Regions from separate parts of the Homo sapiens genome. Here regions 1 and 2 are each linked to region 3. The links are chromatin loops, found by intact Hi-C in ENCODE. Cell type or tissue: MCF 10A. All regions are shown on one strand.

Evidence for each region. Peaks named below come from ENCODE experiments on the same cell type or tissue, not always from the same donor. Only the 100,000 strongest peaks of a DNase experiment are listed, where the experiment ranks them.
Region 1: it touches region 3 in a loop (16-fold over the local background); 18 of 110 quality-filtered maps call a loop at or near these places.
Region 2: a loop joins it to region 3, with 7 times the contacts of the local background. A loop is called at or near these places in 18 of 110 quality-filtered maps.

The regions. Positions count from the first base shown.
Region 1 is chrX:38,256,856-38,264,855 of GRCh38, reverse strand. No RefSeq gene overlaps it. Among named protein-coding and RNA genes, the nearest start is that of SRPX, 40 kb to the right of the region's middle. In MCF 10A, a CTCF peak has its summit at 4,389; a DNase peak (open chromatin) is centred at 4,425.
Region 2 is chrX:38,272,452-38,280,451 of GRCh38, reverse strand. It overlaps a transcript of RPGR not described here. Among named protein-coding and RNA genes, the nearest start is that of RPGR, 51 kb to the left of the region's middle. In MCF 10A, no CTCF peak of the experiment used is centred here; a DNase peak (open chromatin) is centred at 4,581.
Region 3 is chrX:38,323,507-38,331,506 of GRCh38, reverse strand. It overlaps RPGR (retinitis pigmentosa GTPase regulator), which reads left to right and starts at 3,998. Exons shown (of 15, transcript NM_001034853.2): 1 at 3,998-4,167; 2 at 7,983-8,000. The coding sequence starts at 4,140. It also overlaps a transcript of OTC not described here. RefSeq lists a silencer at 4,060-4,309. In MCF 10A, a CTCF peak has its summit at 3,827 (motif pointing right); DNase peaks (open chromatin) are centred at 3,916 and 4,266.

The sequences.
Region 1 (8,000 bases), 67 kb after region 3:
ATTATTTCTCTAGAGACTCTTGCTGAATCCTAGATTTTTAATGATATGTCTCCAGTGGAGGCTCTTTGTGATGTTAAAACTTTCATTTAATGTATCTCCAGTTACATCAAAGCAGGAATTTTCAGGGCTATCTTTTTCAGTATCCTAGACACAATGAGCAAGTATTAAATGTTAAATGATGACTAAACAAATGATCACATCTACACTTGTAGTGTTCAGACAAGGATTTGTTTCTCAGAAATTTGTACGCACATGCTTTAAGGTTAAACTCCATTTTTTAAAATACTTGCCATATGCTTCATTGCAGTACAATTCTGTTACCCATATGCTATTATAAATCCATAAAGGGAAAACAAAGTCTTTCCATGAGCAGGGAAGACCCTGTCTCTTCCAACAGAACACCGTCAGAAGCATCCAAAAGGGGAACATTTGGTCAACTAGTATTATAATCATCAAGGTTGGCAACAAGAAAGAAGTTATTGTCATAGACCTCTACCCACAGGAGACCCAAGTGGCAACAGGATTAGAGATAAGATGCAGAATAATTATTATGGGACAGAGCCATACTGATTTCTGTATTACGTTCCTCAACTTGAATTCCGAGATTTTCTGCCCACTTTGATTCTGTGAGGCAACCAAAATCGAAAGTATTTCCATACTTAATATTTCCTTTTGCCGGGGCCTGTGATTTAAAGATTTCTCATCTGATAGTAGTTGTTTAAAAAGCTTAGAGTACCGGCCAGGCTTGGTGGCTCACGCCTGTAATCCCAGCACTTTGGGAGGCCAAGGCGGGTGAATTACTTGAGCCCAGCAGTTTGAGACCAGTCTGGCCAACATGGCAAAACTCCATCTCTATGAAAAGTACAAAAATTAGCTAGGCATGGTGGTGCTCGCCTGTAATCCCAGCTACTCAGGAAGCTGAGACAGGAGAATTGCTTGAACCTGGGAGGCAGAGATTGTAGTGAGCCAAAGTCACACCACTGCGCTCCAGCCTGAGTGACAGACTGTTTCAAAAAAAAAAAAAAAAAAAAAGGCTTAGAGTATCTTTTTAGACAGAACTTTAACATGTGCTTTACTTTTTTACCTTGTAAGAATAAGAAACTAGCAAGTAAAAACAGGAGGCAAATCAAAAGGTTGGAAAATCTTCATCTCAGGAATGAGGGAGATACTTTATTGAATTGAACAAACAATGCATGTAAACCAGGAGTCACATAACTAAATTGTTTTCAGTGGCTGGGCAGGTAAGCACATTGGAGCTGCTGCCAGTCTGTTCTAGCTGGCAATTGCTCTGTTTCCCAGTATTGTGCTCTGATTGCCAGCCCCTCAGCTGTTTTAAAAAGAAGCTGGAAATCTGGGTTTTTATATGGATAACTCATTCACATACACACGTGTGCATGCACGCGCGCGCGCGTGTGTGTGTGTGTGTGTAAACTTAGAAAGGGCCAAGCCATAACTGCAGGCTAAATTTGGCTCTCAAGGGGCCAAGTTGTGACCTCTATTTTAAACAAAGTACATTATTTTGGCAAGAGAAACTAGTTTACAAGGAAAACATGTTGAAATAGGCCCTGGATTTATCTTAGTTGTAATCTTTCCTAATTTGATCTGAGATTTTAAGCATGAAATGAGAGTTAAAGAATTGACTAGAAAAGTGATCATTCTACTAAGGTAATTGAAGTTTCCTGTTGCATACAGATGCATACTAAGCCTTCTTTTGAGTGTGGGGAGTCAGGATCATGAGGTAGTGCAACTGTATTAAACAGTGAAGTAGAATGTTTCTGTTGGAAGAAGCTACAATAAAGTTCAGAGACAGCAGACAGACTTGATAAGCAGTCCCTCTAACAATTGTGACAGAGAACTACTTTGGCATAGTGTTACTGTACAATACTAATCACCGAAAACATCAGGAAATGTTATCCTAACCCTAAAAATATTCACTAAAACTACAACATGAAAACTTCTCTGGCACGGCAAGCTGCATTCCCAAATAGTTCCACTTGCTTCTATTTTCATCTGGTATGTATACTATGTATATTATAATAGATGAGATGTCTTAAGTAGCAGTGGGCTAGAGAACTGTATCTAATTTTAAGGAATGTGTAAGTGACAATAAGACACTTTTTATTTTTACTTAAGAAAGATCTTATCTGGTTCAGTGGTAAAAATCTGTCCCATCCTGGCTAACATGGTGAAACCCCATCTCTACTAAAAATACAAAAAATTAGCTGAGTGTGGTGGCAGGCACCTGTAGTCCCAGCTACTCAGGAGGCTGAGGCAGGAGAATGGTGTGAACCTGGGAGGCAGAGCTTGCAGTGAGCCGAGATCGCGCCACTGCACTCCAGCCTGGCTGACAGAGCGAGACTCCGTCTCAAAAAAAAAAAAAAAAAAAATCTGTCCCAAGGTGAACACCTTTTTAATATTCTAGAAAATCTTTTGAGGTTTAAAAGCAGTCTGTCCAAGTAATTTGTTCAGAACCTGTCAAAATAGTATTACACTACTTTTAAAGTTTTTACAGAATTTCCCCTGTGGACACAAAGGTTATTACAACAGCAAAGTTTTCTATTGTATTGTTTTTAGCCTATAATTACTTAAAAATCATTAAAACTCTGTGCATATGAACATTTGATTTTATATTTTTAGGTAACATATGTTACAACTTGCCATCAGATTTATATTAACTCCTTAATTATTGCAATTATTTAATTTACTGCATATAGCAATTAATTAGAAAATTAATATAAAAGTTTAAACCAATTGGAGAAAACTTTAAGCAAAAGATAGACGTATAAGTTGGTTTCCTCAGTAATTACTAGATAAGACTTTAGAAATGAAAGCTGGAAAATTTACTCTAAATATGAAACTTGTTTATTTAAAATTAATCTGTTGTGGTTTTTAAAAACTTTTTTATTTTGAAATATTTCAAATATACAAGAAAGTATAATATAATAAATACCCATGAACCCATCACATAGATCTTTCACTCATACTTTGCTATGTTTGCTTCATGTTTTAGCTAGACATCCTGACATTCCAACCCTAAATATATCAGGATGCATTTCAACAAATGACATTTTGTGCATTGTCCTGTGTAACCACAGTGCTCGTATCTTGCCTAACAAATTTAGCAATAATTTTCTAATGTCAACTGCTACCCAATCTCATATTCACATTTCCCTTGCTTTTCTCAAAATGTCTTTTACAAGCTGGTTCATTTAAACTGGAAATCAATCAAGGTCCATGCCCTGCATTTGTTTGTTAGTCTTTTAAGTCTCTTTCAATCTAAAAGAGCTCTTCCCATATTTTTTTCATGGCATTGACATTTTACAAACAGGGACAGTTGTCTTGTAAAATGTAATCATGCATTTAAAAGCAAGTGTCTAGGTTTCTAGTAATTCCCAGTAAGTGACTCAGACCATCCTACCACTGGGAACAGATAGAAAATTTGGACTAAAGTATATATATTAAAACAAATTTGAAAGTATCTGAATGCTATCAGGACAGTAAAGAATTATGAGGTTCAGATCACCTGAGGTCAGGAGTTCGAGACCAGTCTGGCCAACATGGTGAAACCCCGTCTCTATTAAAAATACAAAAAAATTAGCCAAGTGTGGTGGCATGCGCCTGCAATCCCAGCTAATTGGGAAGCTGAGGCAAGAGAATCGCCTGAACCTGAGAGGCGGAGGTTGCAGTGAACCGAGATCGAGCCACTGCACTCCAACCTGAGCAACAGAGCGAGACTCTGTCTAAAAAAATAAATAAAATAAGAATTATGAGGTCAAAATTTGGGAGAGAAATGAAGCCCAAATAGATGTGCTTGGCACATGGGGCTGTTTTTCACCAAGAGGTATTGGTTGTTTCTGAAGTTTAATATTTTCAAGGAATTAATACAAAAGAGTGAGGATTTTAGTAGAAAATGGAAGCTGTGAAAAAAATAATGAATTTTAAATTCTAGAACTAAATACAAACAGTAAAATTAAGACATCAGTGTGTGGATTTACTGATACATTGATGGAAAGAAAGTAAACTGAAAGAGTCCAGAAGAAAATATGATGTGAGAGACAAAATGATGCAAAATACAAAAGATAGTTGTTGAGATATTTGTAGTAGTATGACAAGGTCAAATATATGTGTAATTAGAATCCCAAAAAGAGAAGAGAGAATAGAACAAAAGCAATAGTTGAAGAAAAATTTCTGAGAACTTTTCAGAATGAAAGGCCACAGCCCAAAGACTCAAGAGGCACTAAAAACCCCAAGCAAGAAAAATATAAAACAACACTAATTCATAATAAAATTACTTAACACCTGTACTAGAGTGTGACTCCATTGGTGATGTTCGTTGACAACTTTTAAGCCCACTCCTCCGTTTCCCTCTGCCCTACATCTGGGCAAGCTAACAAGAAAGCTCAGGTGCTCCCTCCTTTGGTAGTAGCTGGAAGTTCAAAACACTCAAGCCTCAGCCTGCATGTGGGAACCTTTATCCCAGCCCCACCCCTCAACTACCATAAAAATCCCAAGCCAGTCTTCTCTATTTTCTCAAGACATTTTTCGACCAGCTTAGGATGCGTGCATGCCTGCTTTCCCCAGTAAGACTCATTATGTATGTAATAAACATTTTCATACCTTCTGGATGCGTATGTGACATCATCATAAGTAAATCTTGTGTTGGGGGGAAAATCCATTTCACCTCTGTGAGGTGACCACAGCACCACCAAACATAAAAATATTGAAAGCTGTCAGGAAGAATGGCATATTTAAAGGAACACTATGAAGACATAACTGACTTCTCAACAGAAACTGTGAAAGCCAAAAGGTAATGTAATTATTTTTTAATGTAATGAAAGAAAACAGGCCATGTGTGGTGGCTCATGCCTGTAATCCTAACACTTTGGGAGGCCAAAGCAGGAGGATCACTTGAGCCCAGGAGTTCGAGACCAGCCTGGGCAACATGGCAAAAACCCATCTCTACAAAAAAAATACAAAAACTAGCCAGGTGTGGTGGTGTGCTTTTGTAGTCCCAGCTACTTGGGAGGCTGAAGTGAGAGGATCGCTTGGGCCTGGGAGGTCAAGGCTGCAGTGAGCCAAGATCATGCCACTGTACTCCAGCCTGGGCAACAGAGTGAGACCCTGTCAAAAAAAAAAAACTGCCAAATTAGAATTTCGGATCCAGAGAAAATTTATTTCAGAAATGTAGGTAGCAGAGACATTTTAAAACAAAAGGTGATATTTCAAAGGGATACCTGCACCCCCATGTTTATTGCAGCACTATTTACAATAGCAAAGATATGAAATCAACCTAAATGTTTATTAACAGATGAATAGATAAAATGTGGTGTATATATACACAATGTAATATTATTTATCCACCAAAAAGGATGAGATCCTGTTATTTGCAGCAACATGGATAGAACTGGAGGTCATTATGTTAAGTGAAATAAGCTAGGCACAGAAAGACAAATTTCACATATTCTCACTCGTGTGGGAACTAAAAGTGTTGATTTCATAGAGATAGAAAGTCGAGTGATTGTTACCAGAAGCTGGGACAGGTGCATGGAACGAGGATGAAGAGAGGTTGGTTAATGGGTACAAACATATAGACATAAGATGTACAAACATATAGATAGAAGGAACAAGTTCTAATATTCAATAGTAGAGTAGGGTGACTATATAATTAACAACAATGTATTGTATATTTCAGTATCGTTAGAAGGGAGGACTTGAAATGTTTCCAACACATAGAAATGATAAATACTTAAGGTGATAGATCCCCTAAATCTGACTTGATCATTACACGTTCTAGGCATGTAATAAAATACCACACGTATCTCATAAATATGTACAAATATGTATCATAAAAATTTTAAAGACAAAAGGTGATATTTGTCACTAGCAGTCTCACACTAAAGTAATATTAGATGTTTCAATTCCTTTAAGGCAGTATTCCTCAACCAGGGAGATTTTCCCTCTCCCCACCCCAGCGGACGTTTGACAATGTCTGGAGACATATTTGGTTGTCACAACTTGGAGTGGGGAGGTGGCGAGGAGAATGCTACTGGCATGTAGTGAGTAGAGGCCAGCGATACTATATCCTACAATGCACAGGATAACCCTGAAAACGAATTTTCCATTCCAAAGTGTTAATAATGCTGAAGTTAAAAAGCCCTGCCCTCAAGAAAGGAAAACTTAGGTTCACACAAAAACTTGTATTCAAATGTTTTATAGAAGCTCTATTCACAATCTCCAACACCTGGAAACAACACAAATATCTTTCAATAGTAATTGGAAAGCAAACTGTATTAGGTCTGTATAATGGAATGCTACTTAGCCTTAAAAGAAATAAATTGTTGATATCTGCAGCAACTTGAATAAATCTCAAAAGCACTATGCTGAGTGAAAGAAACCAGTCTCAACAGTTTACCTACTGTATGATTTCATTTCTATGAGAGTCTCGAAAACACAAAACTGTTAATGATGGATAACAGATCAGTGGTTTCAAGGGGTTAAGGGTGTGAATTCAAATGGGTATTATGAGGTAGTGTTTTGAAATGATGGAATGGTTTGTGTCCTAATTTTTGTGATAAAGCATGAAACTTTAAATGTGTAAAATTTATAAAACTGTAGAACTGTTTACACAAAAAGATCAGTGTTATTACATGTTAATTTTTTAAGTACAATCAAACTATACTTTAAAACAACCCAATCCAGGAAAATAAATTATATGGCCCCAAAACAATGAGGTCAGATAATCTGGCTTCATCTAAAGATAAAATTTGGGTTATCTTAGAGTAGTGGTTCCTAGCCAAGGGTATATGTAAAACACAAGGAAGTTTTTCAAATATAACTGCCTATGTCTTATCTACTTCTGATTCGCTAGGTCAAGGCTAGTCTTTTGGGATATGTATCTTTTAAAATAGCTTCCTAGGTAATTCTGACACAACACTAAGAATTGAGAATAACTGATCTGAACTTACAAATTACTATACACCTTCAGAATGTTATTTGTCACAAATAAGCTTCTAGTAATAATTAGCAGAAATTTCCAGGTTATATTCTCTGAAAGTCACTGGCTGTATTAGCCTGGGAGTTTAACTGCTATAACAAAGACACTCCAATTATGAGTTATTAAACATGATAAATGTTTATTTCTTGTTCACATGATAGTACACTAAGGGTGAGTAGTTGGCTTTGCTCCACACATTCAGGGACCTTAGCATCTATCATCTGATGGCTTTAGCATTTTCCTTGAGCCTTGGCATTTTCCAGGCCTGAAAGTGGCATGTATCACTCTGCTCACATTCCACTGGCGTTCGATGACATGTGCCCAACTTACTACAAGGGAAACTGGAAAGTGTAGGCTAGTTGTGATCCCAGAAAAACAAGGAAACTACCACAATGGAATATACCTACTATATGTGCCAGTGAAGAGTCAATCCATGTGCTTTCACAATTAACTGAGTGAAGGAATATGACATATTTATTTTAATACTTTTTATAATTTAAAACTCATTTTTAGAAGACAATTCAAACAGCATAAAACAGTCAAGTTTTCTCCAAAGCATAAATGTGTTTTGATTTTCCTCTAATTCAGTCTTCAGGAATCTCTCTGGGGAGTGGCTATAAATTTTAGCCCTGCCCTGACAGAACTCCCGGGGAAGCTTACAAACTGCTTTTCATGGGACACCACTTTTTATTTTATTTTATTTTTTATTTTATTTTATTTTATTTTTTTACATGAGAGCATTTTACTGGGTCAAGAAAGACACAAAAAGGATCGTGGGTCAGGGGTGGTGTTCACAGGGTTTGAAAATCTGATTCCTTCCAGCCCAGAGGATTTAGAGACCAGGCTCTTCAGGGAAAAAGCCAGGAGACTACATGTGGTCACAGCGTTGCCAGGCCAGGCGTGTGTGGAGCGGGAGAGGTGCTGATCTAGGATGACAAGATGTCAGGGAGGTAGGTACCGAGATGGTGGGACTGATCAGAAAGCAGGTGTACATGTGCTGGGGGCT
Region 2 (8,000 bases), 51 kb after region 3:
CTCCCCAGTTCCCATGGCTCCTTCCCTCACTGGCCTTGATGCTAGGCTCCTGGCTCACAATAAAAGGATGTATAGAGGACACAAAAATAAGTGGACGTTTTAAATGAACTATTTTCCAGTGATAAGATCTGGGACATTATGGGAAAAAAAAGTCCAAACTTACTGTTTTTCGACAGTCCTCAATGCACACTAAGAATTCTATCTTACTTTTTATGGAGGGGCCTCTACAAAATTATTTATACTTATATACAAATATATAGTATATGCTCATGTTATTTTTCTCTGTAAATAATCTTTTTAATCTTTACACAAACCCTCTGAGGTAGGTATTGCTAATGTTATTTTTCCATTTTACAGGTAGACTATAAAATACATTCACTGGGTGCCATGCTCAGGCCATGAGTGATTAGATTAAGGCTTGGAAAGCAGTGCTTAGGGCTTTGTATTTAATGCCCTTCCCACCCCATACTGCTGTTTCCATGATTTTCAGTGTAGTTAAAACATGAACTTACAGGTTAACTTTTCCTGTCCAAAAAAAAAATATATACTTGAAATTTTGATTTTTCTACCTGATATAACTTAAATACAAAGTTTTATGCTATATTAACCTATCTGGGAAACATTTTCTACCCTACATGACATTGAAGCATGTCAGAAATTCTGAATTATAGCACAAAATTTTATACTTTATAGCTCTGGTTTGTTTTATTACTTTTAAAAAACTATAATACCCACGGACAAAAGTGCCTATCTCATACATGTGTCCCTCAATATATTTTTCACAAAGTGAATACACCCATCACAAACTGATCAGCATCCAAATCAAGGAAAAACACAGTACCAGCTCCCTCAGAAGCTTCACTTTAACCCCTTTCAGTCATTTCCCACTCTCAGCCCCACCCCCCAGCCCCCATCCCAGCATTCTCCTTAAAGCATGCGATGTAATTGTGTTCTTAAGTAAACAGAAACCTCAGTAGGAACCTTTGCTCTCTTGTTCTGTTCCTTAAGAAATATGAAAAGTGTTGCCTTGGGCCAGACCAGAGTCTGCACCTGACTGTGCCATGCCTGACCAATGAAACAAAGGGTCCTTTTGTGAGAGGTCAGGCCCATTCACTTCTTTACTGTGATCCTAACGCAAGACACAGACATATACTGACCATTTCAGACTACCTGTTTACATCTTCTTAGATGGTTCTAGTGCCAAGAATGTACTTAAACTTTACTCTTTCTTTTTATAAAATGACAGTATTCTGCCAGTCACTCCCAAATTGTTTCAGTTTAAAAGGTAAGTGCTTTCTGTGACTTCAAGTAGTCGTCCAGATGTGTTTAGAATAATTTTAAATGTGCTTAGTCTGTGAGTGCTATGATGTGATTTCTAGTGAAAATGTCATTTTCTAATAGCTTTCTCAAATTTAGAAAATGATATAGTTCCAAAAGTTCTTCATTGTTATAGATTGTTTAAAGTTAATGAGTAAAATTGTAGTTTGTTATGAGTGTTTTACTTATTTCTAAAATAAGGTAAAACTCCCACGTGTCTTTTTATAATAGCATGACATTATCCTGTGGTTACATGAATACCTCAGTTAACAAGCCCAGTTGGAGTTGACCCAGGTGCTAGGTTAGCCAAGCTTCCCAAGTAATTGAGGATTATGCTGGGAACACAGCTCACTGATCCCTCCCTCTGTGAAAAGAGGGGCATAGTCTGAAATTCCTTGTCTCAGGAGCACTGTTCTTTTTAGTTAACCTTTCATTTATGTATATTTATGCAGACAACTATCAGTCATAAGTCTTAAATCTAGTAATCTTCCCATTCCCTTTCAAAGTGAAGTTGTTTCTGATAATTTTAGCTACCCATAATGTATACCTGGCTAGGCATGATACACAATATAAGTCACTCAAAAGGGGAAATCAGGCTGGGCGTGGTGGCTCACGCTTGTAATCCTAGCACTTTGGGAGGCCAAGGCGGGAGGATCACCTGAAGTCAGGAGTTTGAGGCCAGCCTGGCCAACATGGCGAAACCCCGTCTTTACTAAAAGTACAAAAATCAGCTGGGTGTGGTGGTGGGTGCCTGTAATCCCAGCTACTCGGGAGGCTGAGGCAGGAGAATCGCTTCAACCCGGGAGGTGGAGGTTGCAGTGAGCCAAGATTGTGCCACTGCACTCCAGCCTGGGTGACAGAGTGAGACCCTGTCTCAAACAAAAGCAAAAAACAGGCGGTTGGAATCATGCAGACAAAAACAAAGCTTAAAAGTAAATGATAACTACCTCATGTTAACCCTACCCAGTCTAATCAATCATCATTTGAAATAGCTGTCTGCCCTGGTACCATGTTCCTTTCTCCCACATTCCTCTCTTGCATACATTGCCTCATGACCTTGGATTAACCTAAATCTAATTCTTCCTGAGTAGCTTCTGAAACTCTTTTTAAAATCTCAAAGCTTTATTTACTTAGGGCTTCCTGTCCTCAGTGGGAATGCTATTAGGCCACGCCTTTGCAATTGGCCTGAGGATGACACTAATGTTTACTATTAAGGTGTACTGTATAAACATCCTCTTCCTAGCCTGGACTCTCGCATTTTATATTTTTACCAGAAGAAAGGTGAGTTAAATTTTAGAGGCATTATTTTCCAACCACCTACTAAAGATTCTGTTGAGTATCAGTCAGGCTTTATCCTTAGCCAGACAGCTACTAGAAAGCTGACCATCAAAAGCTAATTACAGTGTTGAAGGGGATATGGTCTGAAGCAAATATTGCCAAGGTGAACTTTGTACAAATGTTATTTGAAGGAGTAAATGGCACTGATAACTGCTTCACATATTTTAGAAGCAGTTATAATAAACTTAATTATAATAAACTATAAAGTTATAACTTTAGTGAAGTGTGTAAATGAAAAGTATGGGGGGGAATCTAATGAGAAACCTAATATCTTAATGACAATCAGAGTATTTCACCCAAAATTAGAAAGTTAAAAAAAAAAAAGAAATCTCAGTGTAGAATAAAGGCTGAAACTAATATTTTCTGCCTATACTTAATAAGCATTCCATGATTTACTATCAGTCTATCAAATCCATAGACAGCCTCTTTTATCGTTTGGATTAGCTGGCCAGTAGCCAGACAGAACAAGTTCTGCCTCTGTTTGGTTTTCCTTCTGCTTTTAATAACCATGAGCAAACCATTTAAACTGTCTATGTTCCTTTATCTTTTTTCCTGGAATGTAAATAATTATACTTATCTTCCTCATGACTGTCAGTGAATCGTACTTCTGAAGTGATTCTAAATCCCTATATTTTGGAAAATGAATATAATATATAGATATGATTATGTTATAATGCTACAGTAGACAGAACGCTTTTTAAACTTTTCTCAAGGTTGAAAGCATTGTGAGACAACCAAGAAAGAGTATTTATTTTTTTTTTCCATTGTAACCTTGCCATGGGTGCTAGTAAGAATTTTGGAAATCCTAGTCATTGAAATAGAGTGGCATGCGTAAAATCCTTGTTAATACAGTAACTTGATATTCAGCATGGACTGTACAGTATTTTTTTCTTCGGCTTCAATATTTGAATTAATATTTTCCTGGTTTTTTTAGATGACACAAATTATTTATGACAGCAATATCAAATCCCTCGTTTTTTAACAAGAAAATCTTACTCTTCTCTGATGGTCAATTTTGTCACAGGATCATGAATTTTCTAAAACTGAGGAACTAAAACTAGAAGATGTGGATGAGGAAATTAATGCTGAAAATGTGGAAAGCAAGAAGAAAACTGTGGGAGATGATGAAAGTGTTCCTACAGGTTATCACAGTAAAACAGAAGGAGCAGAAAGAACCAATGATGATAGCTCAGCTGAAACTATTGAAAAGGTATGATGATAGATGCTTAAATCCTGAGATCCTGGGAGAAAACATATGGGTTCTCTAGTTTCTGCAGAGGACAGATTCCAGTTGCCTTTGGGATCAGAAATACTCCCATGAATACATGAATACATGAATTCATGTGCCATAAGAGAAAGGCTTTGGCTTATTTGTGAACTAAGCAAACTTTGTCTCTAGCACACTTTCTAGAATGCTGCTTGGTAGCATTCTGCCTCCCGCATGAGTGGAAGTAGAATGGTATGGGCCAGGATAGTACACCGTTGGGAAATTAACCAAGAAGTTCAGCACTCAGTCCTTGAAATGCTGAAAGTGCAAAGTTAGGAGCCCTGGCACTGGTGGCAGAAATGGGGTGTGTATGTGTACACACACCTGTGTATGTTTACATGTGTGAATGATTGAAAGTTGGTCACAGCAGTATTTGAAGTTGTGATCAGTTCTTCAAAGGTGCAGTCTAGACAAAATTATGTATAGAAGGAATAGGAGAAGATATCACTAAGGAAGCAAAAATCACCCTGAAAGTGGAGCTAGAGAAGCCCAAAACATAATCTCTTCCATTGGCAGTTTTGACTGAGAGTGACCTTGCTAGGAGATAGTTTGTAGGTTTGAAATCATTTGTTTGCTAACACTACTCTGGATTAACTTCAGAAGTATGGAATTCCGCAACCCAAAGTGAATGACGTTGTACTGATTCATCTTTATTTTCATTTTTTGAACCTCTCATGCAGAACACTGAGTCATACCTTCTAGTATGAAACACTCTCATCATTGGTCTGTTGCAAGGCTCTTCTCATGTAAATGTATTCTCTTTTAGCTCCATTCCCCTTCCCCTTTTTCCCTAACATAGACAACCACTGAAACATATTTGTCATTTTATTTGAATGTGTACTTGTGAAACATGTTTTGTGTGCATACATTTTTAATTTACAAATTGGTATTGTGGTAAAGGTCATTCTTTTGCTTGGTTCCTTCTTTATCCAAGACTCCTTTCTCTCACTAAGAAAAAAAATATTCTAGCAGTTACTGTTTTATTTCAGAAGGAGAAAATGATTCTGTTTATAGGGAACATTTATGAATTCAGGTTAGGGTGGTCCTTAAGATTATTTAACATAGAAATCATTAAATACCAATTTGACATTGTAAAATGTTGAGACAAGTTGTATGCCAATTAGCGTTCATGAATCTTCTTTGAGGAGAATTCTTGAGTCATACAGTTTTTTTAATCACACAATTTTAAGCTAGGAGGACATTTGCAATCAGTCAGCATCTAAGGCCCCTCACTTTACAAGAGCTCAGCAAAGTGAAGTAATTGTCACATGTTTATGTCATTAGCTAGAGGCAGACTCTAGAACCTGCTTAAAGATTCAGACTTAAGTTTTCTAGAACAGCACAAAAATATTTTTTGTTATATTGCTTTGTTATTGTTTATAGAAAGAAAAAGCCAACCTAGAGGAACGGGCCATTTGTGAGTACAATGAAAACCCAAAAGGTATGAGCACATTTGATAACATACATATATACATACATACATACACACATATATATGTGTATGTATGCCATAATTGGGTAATTATAAGCTTACATATAAGTTTACATATATGCTATAATTTTTACTGTCACATGATCCTCATAACAAGCTATGAAATATGTGATACAGACTTATCTGTTCTTATATATAACCACCACAGCTTCTTCACATACAAATATTGCATTATTCATGGCTACTTATGTGTCAATGTTAAGGAATTTTTTATTTTTTTTTGAGACAGAGTTTCGCTCTTGTTGCCCAGGATGGAGTGCAATGGCACGATCTCAGCTCATTGCAATCTCCACCTCCCAGGTTCAAGTGATTCTCCTGCCTCAGCCTCCCGAGTAGCTGGGATTACAGGCGTGTGCCACTACACCTGGCTAATTTTTATATTTTTAGTAGAGATGTGGTTTTGCCATATTGTCCAGGCGAGTCTCAAACTCCTGACCTCAGGTGATCCTCCCGCCTCGGCCTCCCAAAGTGCTGGGATTACAGGCATGAGCCACCACACCCGGCTGGTGTTAAGGAATTTAAGTAGCCTTTTTACTACCTTTTTTCTCTCTATTAAATCAGTATTATTAAATCAAGCTTTTGCCCCAAATTCCAATTTATATCTCTAGTGCACACTGCTAGACTCCATTGCCCAACCAAGTTGGGACTACTGGGCTGGCCTAAAGCCACAATGGCCACCCAGTTATTTACCCCCGAGGGCTCAGACCTGAGTGTCTTACCGTAGATACTGAAGAGAAGTCCTTTCCCAAGCCTACCTATCAGTGTCAGAGAGCAGGTGCTGTGGAATAGAGGAGACTGTGATTGCCCTTGAGATCTACATAATCTAGACACAAATCATCTGTGTTTCTGTAGTATGACTCCCACATTGTTTCCACACCATCACACGGCAGTATGATTGTGTTCTCATAAAAAAATAACTATCTGTAATACTGGATATCTGATCTAAACTTAAGCTGAAGAATGAATAGTTTCCTTAATCCTGTTCCTTTTAACTTCTGCCATAAGAGTAGTAAGTTTTAGAATATTTTAGGCAAGTGTTAAAAAATGTATCACCTATAAGTATTCTTAACATATAGCCTAAAGCACTACAAAGAAATTAAATATAAGCTTAAAAGTAGTTGATAATATAAAATTAAAACAATGCATATGCTTCACAAGTATACTTTGAAGATAATTATTCAGATATAGAACATGTGGATTAATTTGAAACACCAAAAAATAGCATGTCCATTTGAGTACAAAGAATGTAATTATAACTAGGTTAATTTTTAAAGTAATTTGTATTTTACAGAAGTCTTCTCTAACATTGACTATTACCTTTGTAGCTATATTTGGATACTGGTCATCTAAACATTTACAACTTTGGTGAGGTCATTCTGGGCTTTTCACTTTAACTCAACTTTTCAGGAAATATGCAGTGTAGATGTTGTCCACTACTCCAGGGGTGAGCTCTTTTCGTATTACCCCACAACTCAGGGTTCATAGAGTTTCACTGAGAGCATCAGGTCTTGTCTTTTTCCTATTAGTTAAAACTAGTATTTCTGAATGATCCAATTGTAGGATACATGCTTGATGATGCAGATAGCAGTTCATTAGAAATCCTAGAAAACAGTGAAACAACACCAAGCAAAGACATGAAAAAAACAAAGAAGGTAAGTGAAATGAATTGTCTTTTTTGATCCTTTTGAATTCAATTGTTTGTTTTACTTTTCATATGGCAATCCACATAATTTAACTCTCTTAATATGAGTTTTCATGGCCCCAAAACCTGAAGAATTTCAGGTGATGTCGCATATTTTTAATATACTACCTTTCCTTTGGTTAGCATTTGAATGATGATCTTCTTTTCATCCTTTTACTTTAGCTTATGTTTTAGATGTGTCTCTTGTAAATGGCCTATACAGCTGGATTTTGTCTTTGACATTTTTAACATGCATACCTAAAATCTAAAGCTCATCAATGTTCCTATCTTTTTCCCAAATAATGCCAGGACCTTAGAAGAATTTTCTTGCCTATCACCTCTTCTTTCTTATTTTAGAAGTTATGGTACCCAGTATTTAAAATTTTTTAACATCACAAATCGTATGTTTTTAGTATTTTTTATACTACTTTTTTACTCAGATGTCCCCTCTGGAATTCTTATTCTTCCTGAAGAAATATTTTGGAAGTTCCTATCACAGATGTCTGTTGACAGTTAAAACTTTTAGTTTCTGTTCACTTGAAAATGTCTTTATTTTACCATAGTTCTTGAATGATAGTGTGGCTCGTTGACAGTTATTTTCTCTTAGTATCTGCTCCCATTATTGCTGTCTATAATTTTGCTTTAGTATAATTGCTGATAACTTTGTATATAACCTGCCATTTCTCTATGGCTGCTTTTTAGATTGTCTTTGGTGTGTTTCAGTTCACTATGAGATGCTTAAGTATGGATTTTTTTTTTTTTTTGAGATGGAGTTTCGCTCTTGTTGCCCAGGCTGGAGTGCAATGGCGCGATCTTGGCTCACCACAATCCTGCCTCCCAGGTTCAAGCGATTCTCCTGCCTCAGCCTCCCAAGTAGCTGAGATTACAGGCATGTGCCACCATGC
Region 3 (8,000 bases):
TTCTAGACCAGCCTGACCAATATCATGAAACTCCATCTCTAAAAAAACAAACAAAAAAAAAAAACAAAAAAAAAACAAAAAAAAAATTAGCTGGGTGTAGTGGCGGGTGCCTGTAATCCCAGCTACTCAGGAGGCTGAGGCAGGAGAATTGCTTGAACCCGGGAGGCAGAGGTTGCAGTGAGCCGAGATCATGCCCCTGCACTCCAGCCTGGGCAACAGAGGGAAACTCTGTCTCAAAAAAAAAATACTATATAGATAACATTTATATCCTGTTATGCTAGAAATGTATCTCCTCCTAGCTAAGGCCAGCCCCTCTACATGGGGTCAGGATGACACCTCCTCCTGGCTTAAATTATTATTTTTATAGGTTTATTGACCCTCAGCCTCTGCGTATTTGAGAACTTGCTATTCATTAATTCTGCCATTCAACAGATATTTATTGTGTAGCTATTATGGGCCAGGTAATAGTCTGGCACTGGAGTACAACAATGGACAAACCTCCCTGCCCTCATAGAACTTGCATTTTAGTAAGCTATGTACCAGACATAGTGCTATGTTCTGGCCAAAGAGAGGTAGTGCTTGCAATGCAGGAAATGAAAGAACTCAGTCTAGTGGAAAGACAGCCACAAAATCACATCACACTGTATAATAAGTGCTGTGATGAGGCATGTGAACGTCCTTGATGCATGAAGGGGTCATGTGGCCTCATTGCAAATTTGGAGAGGGCTCCCAAAAAAACACAACACAGCCTCAGAATTGAATGATGATGAAGCAGAGATTGCTAGGGGGCTCTTTGGAGGAGGCAAGAGCATCCTTGAAGATGTGTGTGCATTGCTGCATGGACTTGTAGGGGACCCTCAAGGGTCCACACACTTTCATACTGTAGAGCTCATGTGAATTTGCAGTACAAATGTGGCTCTGGAACTGACGGTTCAATCCTGCATCTACCACTTGATAAATATGGGACCTTGCAAAATTATGTGATCTCAACCTCAGATTCTTCTTCCCAAAAATGAGACTGAAGTTAGTACTTCATTTAGGGTTCCTGTGAAGATTTGATGAGATCAACTATGGTGTGCTAGTTTTCTCTTGCTGTTGTCACAAATTACCATCAACTTGGTGGTGGCTTAAACAATACCCATTTATTATCGTACACTATTGTAGTTCTGAAGTGTGAAACGGGTCTCACTGGACTAAAATCAAGGTGTCAGTAGAGTTGCATTCCCTTCTGGAGACTCTTGGGGAGCATCCACTTCCTTGCCTTTCCCGGCTTTCAGAGGCTGCTTGCATTCCTCCGCTCATGGCCCTTACCTTCATCTTCACAGCCAGCGCTGTTGTATCTCTCTGACCACTCCTGCATCTTCACATCTTTTTGTGACCACAGCCTGGAAAGGCTCTTCACTTTTAAGATTTCATAGGATTTAATTGGGCTTACCTGGTTAATCTAGAATAATTTCTCCATCTCAAGGTCCTGAATCCAGCATCTCACAACTGCAAAGTCCCTTTTGCCATGTAAAGCAATAGACTCACAGATGCCGGAGATGATGGCATTATTGAAAACTAAAGTACAGGGTGGGAGCAGGCCCTAGCACAGGGGCTCAAGAGCCCCTTTACAGAATTTTCTGGGATTTTATTACCCTCTAGAGGTTTCCCACTGGTTACTTGGTGCCATTCCCAAGTAACCATTGGTATATTTCCCATTGGTTACTATGTAAATGAACTAGTGGCCTTGCAACCAATCAGAGGCTGAAGTGTACTTACAAAGGTTACACCCTATTCAAACATCTGATTGGTTGTGGAAAGCAACCAATCAGAGGCTAAAGTGAAGTTACAAAGTTACACTCCCATGCAAATGTCTGATTGGTTGCAAAAAGCAACTAATCAGAGATACTTTCAATTTTCCGTCTGCCACGCAGAAAAAGGGGGTGGGGGTTGCAAAGGGAGTAGCCTCTGGTTCTTTTGTTACTTAGGTATGGAAAGTTGGGGTTTCCTTTTGATTTAGTTCTAGGAAGTCAGCATGAATTGGCCTTAGCTTTCCTGCCTCCCGACCCTATTCTACTGCCTCAATTCTACAGTCACTTTCCAGTGTTGCAAGTATCTCAAGCCTGCTTTCACTATATAGACCCAGTCATTCCTCAAATACGTGCCTCCTTCTGGGGCTTCTGCTCACCAATTACCTGCTCAGCACCTCCAATTTGATGTCTTAGTGTGCTCAAGGATGAACTCATTATGCTCTTCTTGCCCCATTTACCTAACTCCAATGTCGCCAGCTCTTTCCTCAGTGTTCCCCATCTCAGTAAATGGTGCCCCCCTCCTGCTATTTGCTTATGTTGGAAACCTTGGAGTAGGGCTGCATCAATATCTTCTGGGATGCTTAGCACCAAAATGTGCCTTACTGTATTTTGAAATAAAAACAAATGACTGCATATTAAAAAGTAAATCTTTAAAAATTCTCATTTGCCCGTAGTAACAATTATGATACTCTAAAAATGAATATCAAATCCTTTTCAAAATAATTTAGGGCCCTATCTTTGCTGTTGCTCTAAGAACTATTTGGTAGTCCAGCACTGTCTAGGAGTCAATAGTCAGAAACCATTTCCTGTTGATTCTAAGACCTAAAATATTTTCAAATCTGCCTGCTCCTCTCTGGCACCAATGAACTGTACTCCAAGCCATCCTGACCACATGTCTGAAATTCTGCAATAGCCTCTGAACCCTTCTCACTGCTCCAGTTTATTCTCTACAAAGCATCTAGACCAGGCAGAATGATTTCAGGGACACACATAACTGATCCTGTCCTGTTGTTCTACTGCCTAAAACTTCTCAGTGGTTTCACATTGTCTTTAGGATAAAATCTCAGATCCTTAATAGGCCCAAGACCTTGCCACCTCGCTAGGAACCAGCCTCGCCTCTTGGTGTTCCTGGAAAGAGTCAAGCTCCTTACAAACCTTTATACACAATTTACTCTCTGCCAAGAGCTCTCTCCCCCTCCTGGCTTATCTTTCTCCAGTTCTTAGATTTAATGTTCTTTCTTCAGATAAGCCTTTCTTAACCTCCTACACCAGGTCAACGCTTCTTGTTAACCACTTCCTTAGTAACCTCCACTTTGCTTTGTAAGTAAATGATTATTTGTGTAACTAATAGTTTAATGTCCCCTCTTCATGTTAATGCAAACTTCCTGAGAAAGTGTTGGTAACACACAAGAGTAATTCAGGGATCCCTGAATCCAATTGTGTCTGATTCTAGGGCCCATGTCCACAACTACCAAACGTACGTAAATCTGCTCATTCTGGAAGATGGCTTTTTGCTTCTTTATTTCATGATAGCCAAATGTTGATGCATGGGAAACCCTGCATCATATAACATCGCTGAGCAAATTCTAGAGCAATGATGTTGGGCTACCCCTTTGTGTATGTTCTGTGAGTAGTGGACCATATACACCTCAGCTTTTACTTTTGTTGACTACAGGCTGGACTAGCTGGACTAGCTGCCCACATGCTTAAACAGAGGTAACATTAACCACTTTACAGGGTTGTAATAGTACTCATTTGTCCAATAAATACGTAATGAGCATTCAGTATAGGCCAGATGTTGGTTTAGATGCTGGGGATATCTTTAGCAGAGTGCTTACCTCCTTTAATGTTCCAGCTGGTCACTATTACTAGTAGTGTCATAATTGTGTGTCGATGCTTGCTTATGTCACGGAGTATGGGATTTGTGACGTTTGCCACTCATGGGCAGGGTCCCTGCGGCGCCTGGACCTCCAACGGCACAAGGGCGCGGACTCCACAGCATCACTGCGCGGCGTGGCCGCCTCTCTGCTCCAGGCCGCCAGAGGGCGCGTGGTCTCTACTGCCCCTCCGCTGTGCCTGAGCCTGCCCCTTACCAGCCACCCGGCCTCCGTTCCCCTCCCCAACGGCGCCTGTCCCGCCTTGCATTCCCAAGCTCCGCCCCCGTTGCCCGTAGCGGCTGTTTGTTGACTTCCGGGAGCGCGGTTGTAGTTGATCTCCGGAGTTTCGCCATGCGGAACTTGGGGGCTTTCGCGGCCCGCGTCGGTGCGGAGTAGCTGCTTTAGCCCCGACCAAACCGTCCTCTACAGCCTCCTGGCCCCGGCGCAGGCTGCCCGTACTGCCCGTGGCATGAGGGAGCCGGAAGAGCTGATGCCCGGTGAGTTGCGCCCGCGCCGGTGGCGGAAGGCCGGGAGGGAGGGTCCGCGGGCGGCCGGGCCCCGCCTCCGGATCGGCCCTGTAGGGGGACAGGCCCCAGGCTTGGCAGCCGGACTGGGGCGGGATCGCTGGTTGCGCTCCCGCGAATGACTGAGGGCAGAGGACCGGACGGGAAGAACAGGATGGGGGAGAACGGGAAAGAGGGTGCCTGTCTTTCGTATGCTTTTTAAATAAGCTCTTGATGAGCTTCTTGAAGGCAGGGACACTTTTTTTTTTTTTTTATGAGACGGAGTTTCACTCTTGTTGCCCAGGCTGGAGTGCAATGGCGCAATCTCGGCTCACCGCAACCTCCGCATCCCGGGTTCAGGCGATTCTCCTGCCTTAGCCTCCGAGTAGCTGCGATTACAGGCATGCGCCACCACGCCCGGCTAATTTTATATTTTTAGTAGAGACGGGGTTCCTCCATGTTGGTCAGGCTGATCTCGAACTCCCGACCTCAGGTGATCAGCCCACCTCGGCCTCCCAAATTGCTGGGATTACAGTCGTGAGCCACCGCGCCCGGCCAGGGAGGGACACTTTCTGTAAACTCCCCAAAGTGCGGACTCCAGACTTGTGCACTTTGGAGGTCCTGAGCTCCCGGTTATGTATTGAATGCAGTAAAGAGTGAGTGATCAGGGCTGTGGGGTAAAAGGGGATACAGGAAATAAATTGGACAAAGAGGGAGAAGAGGGACCCTTTAGCGAGTGTTTTTTAGCCTTTTTTTTCCTGAGCTCCATAGTTAGAAATACTTTTGACATTGTGACCCGATACTCCATATATACCGTGTAACAGAAATAGATGTCTGGTGAAGCAGTCCTTGTTCTATCCACTTAGATTCCACACACACCTTTTTGATAATGCATTCTTTTAAAATGCTGATCGTGATCCACTGAATTGATTTTCTGGCCCACTAATAGGTCACGACCATTTTGAAAAAACACTGGGTTTGAGCAGAATCATACCTTCACTGAAATATGTATGTTTTCTTCCATGCTCCTGGCCGGAACTGACATTCCTGGCCTGCAGTTCACAATTTAGTGAGACATACAGGAAAGTAAACAAAATGACCATATAAATTGACAGTAGATATTACAGGGCCAGAGCAGAGCCACCAAACCTTGGCTTGGGATGAGGGTATCAGGGAAGCCAGGGGAGCCAAGACAAAACAGTTAAAATGTTAAAGTAATTCATTCTGGGGAAACTCAGAGTCTGTTCTAGATCCTAGTCTCCCAACTCAATTATTAGTTGGAACTGAGATGCCTCACAGTGGTTCTCAAAAAGTTGTCCACAGTGGCTAGTCTCTTGCGTATTAATATTTATTATTAATACTTATATTCGCTATGTTTTCCTTTCTGGTACGAATTAGTTTATGTGTGATCACCCACCTTGGGATTTCCCCAAAAGCTGGACCTGGCCTACTATTTGGTGTATGTGTGTGTTTAAATGGTTATTGGGAAATGGTAGGGGTTTTTAGTCTTTCTTCAAAATGACGCTGTGCCACAACAGTTTGTGAATACTACTCAGATCAGGTAATGACTTGATGTAAGAATGTTAAAATCTCAACATCCCCATGTACTCCTCTCCCAATCTCCTAGGACCGTGGCATTTTGTGATGATGTTTTGGGGGGAAAGATAAACCGTCCTTTCCCATGTACTGTTTCTGGAAAGAGAAAAAGACATCTCTATAACTAACTATAGTGCATGAGTAAGATGAGAATTAGAAACTTCCTGAGTAGCTGTGTTGAGAGGATCTTTTCATTTTATAACTGGATCCCTAAACATTCTGAATTCTCAGAAATCAGGAAAAGCTAAAGTGCTCCTTTGTTGACGACTTGGTAACCTGTCTTTTATATTAACAATGTTGAAAGTTATATTTGACTACAAACTCTCCATTATGATGAATTGGTAAACAAAACATTCAACAGTTACGAATATACATGTGTGTAAGGGGGACCTTTTCTGTGTGAAAAGTAGAACACACAAGGGCTACTTTGTGCTAGGCAATATGGGTAGTGCATACCCTCTGTAACCTTAGAAAATAGTTGGAAAAAAACAACATTTGGGGTAACAAATGGTGAACTCTGTGTTTCAACACAGAAAAGCAGTGACTTTTTTTTTTTTTTTTTTTGAGACGGAGTCACAGTCACACTGTCGCCCAGGCTTGAGTGCAATGATGCTATCTTGGCTCACTGCAACCTCCGCCTCTGGGGTTCATGCAATTGTCCTGCCTCAGCCCCCCGAGTAGCTGGGATTACAGGCGCCCACCACCACGCCCGGCTAATTTTTGCATTTTTAGTCGACACGGGGTTTCACCACGTTGGCCAGGCTGGTCTCGAACTCCTGACCTCAAATGATCCACCTGCCTCGGCCTCCCAAAGTGCTGTGATTACAGGCGTGAGCCACCACTCCCGGCCGACATTTTTAAAGTATAGCTTTTTATTGCTTTGTGATGACCTCATCTTACATATTGTGCTACCTACCAATCTCTCTAATCAAACTGTTACACAAATCTTGCTGATTTGTGTAACAGTTTGATTAGAGAGATTGCTAGGTAGCACAATTATTTGCCATATAAATTCTACAGATCACGTAGTTCAGAGAAGCCAGTGATCATTTCCAACTCTTATGGTAGAGGAAGAGTTTACAGAGGTAGCTATTGAGCTAACACTTTGAGGATGCTAGGCTCTGGGCTAAGTTCTTTATACATGTCATCTCATTTAATCCTTACAACAACCTTTGAATACCTAATTGCCTTTAAAGCCTATGGTTTTTTTTCTAGCTGCTTTCCCTTAGTTCGAATGAAAGAGATAGTGGTGGAGTAATTTGTTTCTCTCTGTGCTGTCTCCGGTTTTATGGGTATTCATTGGGATTACCAACAGAGAAATTAAGAGTTCACCATTTTGGCCGGGTGTCATGGTTCACGCCTGCAATCCCAGCACTTAGGGAGGCCGAGGCAGGAGCCCAGGAGTTTGAGACCTGAGCCTGAGACCAGGAGTTTGAGACCAGCCTGAACAACATGCTAAAACCCAGTCTGTGCAAAAATTACAAAATTTAGCTGGACATGGTGGCACACGCCTATAGTCCTAGCTACTCCAGAGGCTGAGGCGGGAGGATTGCTTGGGCCCAGGAGGTCGAGGCAGCAGTTAGCCGTGATTGTGCCACTGCGCTTCAAGCTGGGTGACAGAGTGAGACCCTGTCTCAACAAAAATAAAAAGAGTTCACCATTTGGGCTAACATTGTTTCCCTTACATGAGAACACTGGAGGTTCCTTGGAAAAACTGGACCAAAGAAAATCCAAATTGACTGATAGAGACTCTCCCCATGGATAGCCTGATGATGTTAATGAGGAAACGAAATACTGTCCTGTTTCTGTGTGTGGAGAAAAGCTCTCAGTCAGAGGCCAGACCATGAGGTGTTAACTAGAACAAGAATAGCACAGATTGTGCCATTTCATTCCAGGGAATAGACATCTACTTGGTGACAGCAGAACTATTAGTAATAGATGACTGCCTTCCTTGTGATAGTATATTTCTTACTTTATACCAGTATATGAGTAATACATGTTCAATTTAGTAGATTTCATAGATAAAACTAGAATGGAGTCTGAGGAATAAGAAAGACTGAATTAAGGTGGAAGAAGGAAGGCTTAAACATTGCCAGAGTGGGGGCAAAGCTGTCATGAGACAAGGGGTTTGTATGGATAAATTACTCAAAAGTTATTTTAATAACAGGCAACATAGTAAAAGTTATAAAATAAAGACCGTCTTATATTTGCAGATTCGGGTGCTGTGTTTA